Regions from separate parts of the Homo sapiens genome. Here region 1 is linked to region 2. A link is an interaction called in ENCODE POLR2A ChIA-PET data of the cell type or tissue named here. Cell type or tissue: OCI-LY7. All regions are shown on one strand. Links, peaks and the distances in the headings refer to the core of each region. The heading gives the core; the rest is flanking DNA. Region 1 overlaps GRAP2 (GRB2 related adaptor protein 2). Region 2 overlaps TNRC6B (trinucleotide repeat containing adaptor 6B).

What was found. Peaks named below come from ENCODE experiments on the same cell type or tissue, not always from the same donor. Only the 100,000 strongest peaks of a DNase experiment are listed, where the experiment ranks them.
Region 1: POLR2A ChIA-PET joins it to region 2 with 12 read pairs; 3 of 35 experiments call an interaction of 5 or more read pairs at or near these places.

What each region holds. Positions count from the first base shown.
Region 1 is chr22:39,951,932-39,957,306 of GRCh38, reverse strand. It overlaps GRAP2 (GRB2 related adaptor protein 2), which reads right to left. Exons shown (of 8, transcript NM_004810.4): 3 at 1,397-1,488. Among named protein-coding and RNA genes, the nearest start is that of TMA7B, 5.8 kb to the left of the region's middle. RefSeq lists an enhancer at 57-116 and a silencer at 5,327-5,375. In OCI-LY7, for the core only: no CTCF peak of the experiment used is centred there; no DNase peak of the experiment used is centred there.
Region 2 is chr22:40,209,751-40,215,125 of GRCh38, reverse strand. The region is part of intron 1 of TNRC6B (trinucleotide repeat containing adaptor 6B); the gene reads right to left. Among named protein-coding and RNA genes, the nearest start is that of TNRC6B, 35 kb to the right of the region's middle. RefSeq lists an enhancer at 3,847-3,946. In OCI-LY7, for the core only: a CTCF peak has its summit at 4,298; DNase peaks (open chromatin) are centred at 4,145 and 5,005; H3K4me3 peaks cover 2,310 bases; H3K27ac peaks cover 3,048 bases.

The sequences.
Region 1 (5,375 bases), core at 288-5,287, 260 kb after region 2:
TGCAGAGGTCACCTAGCAGATTCCTGGGCAGCATCAAGGGTTCCGTCAAGGTCAGTGGTCATTCTCTTGGTTTGGTGGTCAGTTCAGGTTTACCAAGACTGGTGCTCTTGCACCTTGCTGGAGTCACCAATACTACTGTGGTTTTCTAACAAGCTTTTGCTCTTTGAGCTAGACCCTGGTTCTGAGGCAAGATTAGATTTCTATCTAACCCTTGTGGTCAATTCTTGAGACAAACGAAGCCCAATCTCAATTTTTCATTTCCTCTTTAGGAAGAGAATTTCCCCTTCCCCCCGCTGACTTCTCTCATTGGGGTGAGCATGCTTTACTGAAGGCAGGGAGTGTCTGTCCACCCACTGAGTGAAGGGTGAGAGCCTGGTGAGGATGGTTAGGATTAGGAGGTCACAGAGAAGCGCTTAGGAGAGCAGCTCCCGAAGTGGGGTGGCCAATAGCGTCCCCTTTGGAATTCTGGGGAACGCCGTGATTGAAATCACTATAGATAATTTGAGTTTACAAACTCATTTTATAAAAACTTAAAATAGGCCGGGTGCAGTGGCTCACACCTGTAATCCCAGCACTTTGGGAGGCCGAGGCGGGTGGATCACCTGAGGTCAAGAGTTTGAGACCAGCCTGTCCATCATGGTGAAACCCCATCTCTACTAAAAATACAAAAGTTAGCTGGGTGTGGTGGCATGCACCTGTAATCCCAGCTACTAGGGAGGCTGAGGCAGGAGAATTGCAATGAGCCGAGATCATGCCACTGCACTCCAGCCTGGGCAACAGAGCAAGGTTCTGTCTCAAAACAAATAAACACATGAATAAAAAAACCCAAAAAAACCCAAAACTTAAAATAGGCCAGGCATGGTGGTTCACGCCTGTAATCCCAGCACTTTGGGAGGCTGAGGCGGCAGATCACTTGAGGTCAGGAGTTTGGGACCAGCCTGGCCAACATGGTAAAACCCTGTCTCTACTAAAAATACAAAAACTAGCCTGGCGTGGTGGCATGTGCCTGTAATCCCAGCTACTTGGGAGGCTGAGGTGAGAGGATGGCTTGAGCCCAGGAGTTTTAGGCTGCAGTGAGTGGTGATGGAGTCACCGCACTCCAGCCTGGGTGACAGAGGGAGACCCCAACTCCCAAAAAAAAAAAAAAAAAGTTAAGAACAACTTAAAATAGCAATACATGCACATGGTGTAAACATCAAAAGGGAATGAAATGAAATGCAAAGTCTCCCTCCTGCCCTGGCCTTCAGCTGCATGCTCTGGAGGCTCTCCGGAGAGAGCTCCAGAGGCAGCCATTTTTGACAATGTCTTGGGTTCCCATGGATAACTGTAGTGACTGCTGGAAATGTAAGAGGAGTGTGTGTGGCTAGGCCCATCTCAGCAGGCTGCAGATACTTACTTGGGAAACTGGATGTCTATGAAATTCTTGGGCACATATCCTTCCTGGCTCCCAAGCTCCGCCTTAAACCACTCCTCTTGGTTACTTAAAATCTACATGGAAGAAAAGGAAAGACAAAGACATTGGAGGGAGGACACCAAAAAAACAAGAGAAAGGGGCTGCCAGGCAAAGAAGGCCCTTTTGGACTTAGAGGAAAATATGTTAATAAGTTGAAAGAACTCAACAGCTGTTCTAGGATTTACCCCAGGCCTGTGGAGGAGCCGTGGGTTTACCTTTGGAGTCAGCTTCTCCTGACCCCAGGTTATTTCTGTCCACTTGTGCCGTCCACTCATGTCACCCCACTGTGGCTTGGCCTCCCAAATTCAGCACTCAAGGACTTCCCTGAATCCCTTTTTCTATTTTGGAAATTCATTTGTCCCAGTTAGCACCTTAAGTTCCTCATCTCAGCAGATGGTGAGAAGGAAGAATGGTTACTCCACGGTGTATTTTTTTTTTTCTCTTCCAGGTAACCAGGAAACTTTTCTCTTTTTTTTGTTGTTGTTTTTCGTTTTTTTGAGACAGAGTCTTGCTCTGTCGCCAGGCTGGAGTGCAGTGGCGGGATCTCAGCTCACTGCAACCTCCACCTCCTGGGTTCAAGCGATCCCCCTGCCTCAGCCTCCTGAGTAGCTGGGATTACAGGCATGCGCCACTACACCTGGCTAATTTTTCATATTTTTAGGAGAGACGGGGTTTTACCATATTGGCCGGGACTGTCTTGATCCTTTGACCTAGTGATCCACCTGCCTTGGCCTCCCAAAGTGCTGGGATTACAGGCGTGAGCCACCAGGCCCAGGAAACTTTTCAAAAATTCAATTTGTTATTGTTTTTTAAACAGGCAGATTAAAACTTAAACATCCCAGTGGGGCCAGCTTTGGAAACAGTAACTCTTTGTGTTCACATGCTGTGTATTTCACAGATATTTGGCTGGAACCCAAGATACTTGGGATGCCTTTTCTAAACTTGCTTTTAAAGCCAGATCCCAAACAAAACCAAAAGTTCTGTCTTGTTACTCTGTGGCCTGACTTTGACTGTGACCCCAAATGTTATTGTCTACCTCAGTTACTCATATTACTCACCAGACTTGACTGTATGTGGCTTCTGGTTTCTCAAAAAATGAGATTCACCATTAAAAGACAAAATATTTGACACCGCCACTGAGAATGTTTTGAAAGTCTGAGGCCAGGTGTGGTGGCTCGCGCCTGTAATCCCAGCACTTTGAGAGGCCAAGGCACATAGATCACTTGAGGCCAGGAGTTCGAGACCAGCCTGTCCATCATGGTGAAATGCCATCTCTACTAAAAATACAAAAAGGAGCCGGGCCTGGTGGCACATGCCTGTAATCCCAGCTACTCGGGAGGCTGAGGCAGGAGAATTGCTTGAACCCAGGAGGCAAGGTTGCAGTGAACCGTGATCTTGCCACTGGACTCCAGCCTGGGCAACAGAGCAAGCCTCTCTCAAAAAAAAAATTTTTTTTAAGTCTTTGATATAGACTAGAACAATAATTCTAAATAAGGATAGCAGAGCAAAAGATGGAAAGAACTCTGATAATGTCACTGAACCGCTGAATTAGATGATACCCAGGAGCCTTCCTACTTCTGGACTTTGAGAAATTACAAGTCTTTGTTATTGTTTAAGCCATTTTTAGTTTATGTTTCTTGCTCCTGAAAATATCTTAACTGATAGAAGTGTGATGATAAAGAAGAAAGCAGAAATAGATAGAAAAGGCATCCATATGTAGAGGAGAGACCACTTGCCTTGGCAACGAAAGGAGTTACTGAGGCCAAGTCAGATGGCAATGGACTTCCTCCTTCAGCTCTGAGGAGGTGTGGTGTGTTCTGGGAATGAAATGCCTCCAGGTGGCTGGAATGTAGACTGTGAATATCTTGAAATGTAGGGGGAGCCCTTAAAGGATTTTGAGCAGGGAAGTAACAGTAAGAATTAGAGTTCAGAAAGAGCTCTGGCTGGGTGCGATGGCTCATGCCTGTAATCCCAGCACTTTGGGAGGCCCAAGTGGACGATCGCTTGAGCCCAGGAGTTTGAGACCAGCCTGGGCAACAAAGCGAGACCTTGTCTCTATGAAAATAAAAATAAAACTTAGCAAGGCGTGGTGGAAGCGCACCTGTAGTCCCAGCTACTCAGGAGGCTGAAGCGGGAGGAGGGTGTGAGCCCAGGAGTTAAAGGCTGTAGTGAGCTCTGATTGTACCACTGTACTACAGCCTGGACAACAGAGAGAGACTCTGTCTCTAATTAAGAGAGAGCGAGAGAGCGACAGAGCTCTGTATCAGAGATCAGAATGTGAAGATAGATTGCAAGGCTAAAGTCGGCAGAAAAACTGCAGGAAGATGAGCGCAGGCCTCCAGTCAAGAGATGATAGGGCCTAGGCTAAGAGGAGGTGAGGATATATTTTAGAGAAATTCAGGAAGCAAACAGGCAGGATTTCTTGACCAATCTTGGAAGCTAAGGGAGAGGAGGACTCTGGGATGCCACTGGATTTCTGGCTTGGGAGACTGAGTAGGTGGTGACGGCTTTACAGAAATAGAAGATACATGAGAGGAGGCAGGGCTGAGAAAGGGCTCATGGGCTTCAGATTGCATGCGGGTGACTGTGAGTTGAATTCTTCAACTAAGAAGAAAAGCTCAGGGAGCAGCTGGATATGTCAGTCTGGACCCAGGAGAGAGGCTAAGGTTGGGGCTTGGGGTTTCAGAGTCATCAGAAAGTGGGTGGAGTTGAAGTCACAGGGCCCTTGGGCTTCTTTCTCCCAGAAAAGAAGATGGGAAGATAATGGAAAGAACTAAGTGCTTGAGTGGAGATGATGACCTATTTCTAACATCACTCCAAGGTGGAAGGAAGGGGACAGTGTTGTGAGTTGGGAACGAGAAGACCTGGTTTCTAGCTTGGCTCCATCACTAGATATGTGATCTTGGCCAAGTCAATCAGCCATTTGAAAAATGGAGATAATAATAGCCACCTAGCACCTCACAGAGCTGATGTGAGGATCAAATGAGCCCTGGTACCTGAAAGTCCTTCAGAAAGTGTAGACTCTTTTCAAAAAATACAATTCCATCAAATGTGGTATTCTTATGAGGGAGGCCTCCAGCTCTGAATAGGACATGGAAGGGTTTATACGTTCTTTAAAGCATTATGTGTGTATGTTTTGAATTTAGTCATTTATTCTGAAGGAATAAAAGTGTGTCCCATATTTGAGTTTGAGATTGCTGAGAACAGAAAACTTTATAGTTTCTAACATCAAATGTGACTGCTGGTGTCACTAAGGACATGTGGGTATGTGTGTGCTGAGGGGGCAAGGGAGGAAGCAGAAAATCTAGGTCAAAAGAACTAGGAAACCCAGCAGCAGCGCCTCGTAGCCACGTAAAAACACAAGAGCACACTGCACTCCATCCATCGCTTCTGAATTCATGGCATTGGAATTCCTTTCTCCCGTCACATGGGAATGTGGTGTTTGGCCAGGGTAGCAAATGTCACACAGAAAGGGGTAAAAGAGGCCATTTGGAAACTACCTTGTCACCGTAAGAACCACACGTTGAGGCCGGGTGCCATGGCTCACGCTTATAATCCCAGCACTTTGGGAGGCTGAGGCGGGTGGATCACCTAAGGTCAGGAGTTTGAGACCAGCCTGGCCAACATGGCAAAACCTGATCTCTACCATAAAGACAAAAATTAGCCAGGCATGGTGGTGCATGCCTGTAATCTCAGCTACTTGGGAGGCTGAGCCACGAGAATTGCTTGAACCCAGGAGGCGGAGGTTGCAGTGAGCCGAGATTGCGCCATTGCACTCCAGCCTGGGCAACAGAGCAAGACTCTGTCTCAAAAAGAAAAAAAAAAAAAAAAAAACCACACACTTTGTACTTCATTTTCTGACCTGAAAGCAGCTCTGTAATTTTAGTTATCATGCCTCAGACCTCCTCTAGAAACTGAAAGA
Region 2 (5,375 bases), core at 170-5,169:
TAAGTCTCCATGAATTGTTAAGATACATCCTTATTTGAAAGATGTTAAAAGGTTAAAAAAAAAAGAAAGCTAAGTATTCTTTAGTAAGGTGTCAAACTTGATCAAAACAAATCATTGCACAGAAAATTATTACAGAAGAAACATCTGGGTAAGTAAAAAATATTGAAAACTAGGAGCACCAAGGGAGACCTGCTTTATTCAATTTTTTTGTTTGCTTTTAACTTTTTGAGATAATTGTAGATACACATGCAGTTGTAAGAAATACAACACAAGGCTGGGTGTGGTGGTTCATGCCTGTAATCTCAGCACTTTGGGAGGCCAAGGTGGGAGGATCGCTTGAGGCCAAGAGTTTGAGACCAATCTGGGCAATATAGCAAGACTCTATCTCCACAAAAATAAAAAATAATTAGTTGGGCATGGTGGTGTGTGCCTGTAGTTCTAGCTACTTAAGAGGTTGAGACCAGAAAATCATCTGAGCCCAGAAGTTCAAGTGAGCTATGATCATGCCACTGCACTCCAGCCTGGGCAACAGAGCAAAACTCTGTCAAAAAACTCTGTCCAAAATAAAAAAAAAAACCACAGAAAGAAAGAAGGCAAGGAATACCACACAGAGATTCTGTATGCCCATTACCCAGTTTCCCCTAATGGTAATATCTTACATAACTATAATATCCCAACGAAGAAACTGACATTGATAAAATCTACCAACCTTATTCAGATTTCACCAGTTTGACAGGCTCTCGTTTATGTGTGTATTTAGTTCTATACAACTTATAACCAACACCCCAGTCAAGAGAGAGAACGGTTCCATCACAAGGATCCCTCATGTTACCCTTTTTTTTTTAATGTTTTATTTTTTGAGATGGAGTCTCCCTCTAGTCCCCAGGCCAGAGTGCAGTGGTGCAATCTCTGCTCACTGCAACCTCTGCCCCCTGGGTTCAAGTGATTCTCCTGCCTCAGCCTCCCGAGTAGCTGGGGCTACAGGTGCGCACCACCACGCCCGGCTAGTTTTTATATTTTTTAGTAGAGATGGGGTTTCACCATGTTGGCCAGGCTGGCTTCAAACTCCTGACCTCGTGATCCGCCTGCCTTGGCCTCCCAAAGTGCTGGGATTACAAGCGTGAGCCACCGTGCCCAGCCTGCTACCCCTTTATTTATAGCCACAGGCATCTTTCTCCTCGGTACCTGTCTACATTATTTTTTTAAGGAAGAGAGCTTACATATTATTCTCTCATTATTTGTCATATGAACCCGAGTTCTTTTTCCATATTTGAAGAGTTATCAGTTGACTTTGGATTAGCTATTCCTATACAGTAGTGCACTGCAAAATGAGTAAAGACTTCCCCCAAAAGCAGAAATCTTGGCATCTTTCCAAAGCCCATCATTTACTAGCTGTGCGATCACTGCACTCTATGCAGCCTCCCAGGCACTCATCATTTCCTCCTGAACCACTGCACCACGGGATGCTAGCTGCTATTATTATCACTGTGATTGTTATTAGCCTGATTATGTCTCCCTTGATGCAGTTCTGCCACCCTCTGATACATTTTCTACAGAGCAGCCAGAGTGATCTTTCTTGAAATGGAATCCAAACTTGTCATTTGCTTGCTTAAAATCCCTCAGTGGCTTCCCGTGACTGGATGGGCCAAGTCTCATCTCCTCGGTCTGCCACACCAGGGCCTGACCCCACTTGTTCTCCAGCCCCTTCAGGTCCAAGTTAGAACCCACTTGTCATCTCTTTTCCCGGGGTCACTGCTCGTATCAATACTTCTCAGACTGAGGGTGCCGCCTCCTCTGGGAAAGCCTCCCTGATGGCCTCTCACTGCAGGCTTTGTGTCCCTTCACCATGTGCTCTTTGACTTTCCATTATGGTAAAATATATATAACATAAAACTTACCATTTTAACTGTGTTTAACTGTACAGTTCAGTGGCATTAGTACTTTATTCAGTTTTCCCACAAGTTTATTACTCCAGGTGTGGCAGGAGTTTAAGTCTTAATACAGAAAAGTTTTCCATAAAAGAAAGGAAGGAGAATATCAGAAGTTATACACGAGAAGACATAAAATCTCATTTAACAGGAAGGTTAAGCTATCACTAACAGTTGAGACCTAGCCTGTTTAATATGGTAGCCACTAGCCACATGTGGCAACTGAAATTCAATTTAAAAATTAGGGCCAGGCGCGGCGGTGGCTCACGCCTGTAATCCCAGCACTTTGGGAGGCTGAGGCAGGCAGATCACTTGAGGTCAGGAGTTTGAGACCAGCCTGGCCAACATGGTGAAACTCCGTCTCTACTAAAAATACAAAAATTAGCTGGGTGTGGTGGCACGTGCCTATTAATCCCAGGTACTCGGAAGGCTGAGGCACGAGAATCGCTTGAACCCAGGAGATCACACCACTGCACTCCAGCCTGGGCAACAGAGTGAGACTGTGTCTCAAAAAATAAAAAATAAAAATAAAAATAATTAAAAACAAACAAACAAAAAAGAAATACCCAGCTGTTGAAGGGCAAGAGGCAGGAGCAAAGCTGCCCAGCCACAGAGGACACTATGCATGCTGGAAGTATGTAGAAACTCAGTACACAAGAGATCACAACCTTAAACTGTGTCCATACCCAAAGGCCACAAAAATCCCAAACTAATCTGTTCCCAAAGGTATGCATTTAAAAAATAATAAATCCTGGCAATAAGGATACTCACTAAGGAGAGTGCTAACAGCACTATGTACAGAGGCTAAGAATGAAATGGTTAAGAGGCTAGGCTTTCCAGTGAGGGCCACGTTGCATCCTGAACAGGCGTCAGCTAAAGGGATGCAGTGGGCAGGGCATGTCTGACAGGGTCCAAGGTCACAGATGTGGTAGGTGGTAGAGCCAAGTCTGTTCCCTAGGGCCTGTGATCTTGACCACTCCCCAATGTTGAGGAAACTGCAGAAGCAAAAGCATTAAGTTGTGAAGCAGTGGGTAGCTGAAGCCTTAAGTACAACTAAGTAAATGAGAGGAGATAAATCTATAACTCCAAGATAAGCAAGGTCAAATATAAAGGGCTTTGTCTTTCAGGCTAAATTTGAACTTCATCTTGGTGAGGAACCATGGAAGGCACCTACTAAGCAAAGTAATTAGACAACCACATTTGTAATTGCAAAAGCGAACATTTGAAATAAGAAAGACTATCCAGCAGGAGAAGAGACAGACGAAAGGAAAGAGGAGTTAGGAAGCAGCACACAGTAATACGAAGAGTTCAGGCTTTGCAGTCAGTCTGCCAGCATTAGCCACAATGTAGCCTGGGGCACAGGGTTCCCCCTCCCAGAGCCTCAATTTCCTGACATATAAAATGGAGATATCTCCCTAACAGTTTTGTTGAAGAACTGGCCCATCCAAGGACTGCTGCCGGAGTTCTCCTGGAGACACCCTTCTGCTGTCCCGTTCTGGGACGGCTGGCTCTAAGGACAAGGAAGCAAAGCACATGCAAGCACGTCCGCAAAATATAGAGAAGGGAGGAGTCCGAGGCTTCCTAGTAACTTAGGCCTCTAAGATCCTCTTTGGGTTTAAAAGTGTGAGCTGGGTTTAGGTTGCTTACAACCCAGAGAGCCACAGTAAGTTTGTGGCAAGGACGACAAATGATATACGTAAAGCACCACGTATCAGCTACTCAATACAGGTGGTGTTCCTGAACTACTAGAATAGTTCAGGCATGGGAAAAGCACTCAAACTAACACATGAACGATGAGAATAAAAGAAAAAAAAGAACAGGCCGGGCATGGTGGCTCATGCCTGTAATCCCAATACTCTGGGAGGCCAAGGTGGAGAATCGCTTGAGTCCAGGAGTTAGAGACCAGCCTGGCCAACATGGCAAGACCTCCTTTCTACAAAAAATAAAAAAATTAGCTGGCGTGGCGGCACACACCTGTAGTCCCAGCTACGTAGGAGGCTGAGGCTGCAGTGAGCCAGGAGCATGCCACTACACTCCAGCCTGGATGACAAAGCAAGATCCTGTCTCAAAAAAGAAGAAGAAGATGAAGAAGAAATCTCACTAAGATATTCAGGAAGCAGTATTAAAAGGGCTGGTAACTGACTAAATGTGGGAGGGAAGTGAAAAAGAAGAGTGTAAGACAGTGGTTTTCAGCAAGGATGATTCTGCCCTTCAGGAGACATCTGACAATATATAGAGACATTTGTTTGTCATGACTGAGGTGGCAGGGTGCTAATAGCATCTAGTGGGTAGAAGGCTTAGGAGGCTGCTAAACACCTTACAAGGCACTGGATGGCCCCCACAACAAAGAATTACCCAGCCCCAAATGTCATTTCCAAGGTTTTGAAACTCTGGTCAAGCATATTTCCAGGTTCCTGGACTAAGGTGACAGGTAAAGAATATTTTCCTTACAATTTAATTAAGTTCTAGGAAAGACGGTTATCAATGAATGTTTGCTACCAACAATATGTTAATAGTTTCTGAAGCCAGTCTTTATTTAAGCCCTAACACCGTCTCCACTGCAGTCAAAGGGGCAAACTTAAATAGTGTAAATGAGTTTAGATTCTACACCAGTGTTAACAACTGAAAGCTGTGCGTATAAAATGGTAAAGAAAATAATTTTTACCAAAGTGTTAACAGTTTTCAATGAATAGAGAAGCAGAAACTGATATACAAACTCCCTTACCAATTTTAAGAAAAAGACTGTCCAAGCCATGTTACTTTCAAAGCTGTTTTTTAAAGATCAAATTTTGCATGTTGAACAAATAACATTACCAGGCTTGCTCAGTGAGGGGGCCAATGCCTGGTGTTAGGATGAGCATCATCTGTGCCTATATTCCCACAGAATCTGAGAGACAACAGCTTTTTCTTACTCACTGTCTGTCTCATCTCACTTGACTACTTGATCTGTGTAGTGAACTTGTACCACAGATATTTCTATCTCTGTTTTATAGTTAAACCCTTTCAGGTGGGGGAAGGAAGCGAGGTCTCTAGCAGCCTGGGGGTTGGGGGGAAGGCACAAGGCGGGCATCCCACAAGCAAGGGTACAAGGTCTCCAACAGTGGTGATGCAGGCCTGCAGTTTGCAGGTCACCAAGTATGCATGTGTTCACATCTGCATTCTCTCTTTTTTTTTTTTTTTGAGACAGAGTCTCACTCTGTTACCCAGGCTAGAGTGCAGCGATGCAATCTCAGCTCACTGCAACCTCCGCTTCCTGGGTTCAAGCAATTCTCTGCCTCAGCCTCCAGAGTAGCTGGGATTACAGGCAACTGTCACCATGTCCGGTTCATTTTTGTATTTTTAGTAGAGACTGGGTTTTACCATCTTGGCCAGGCTGGTGTTGAACTGCTGACCTCGTGATCCACCCACCTCAGCCTCCCAAAGTGCTGGGATTACAGGCGTGAGCCA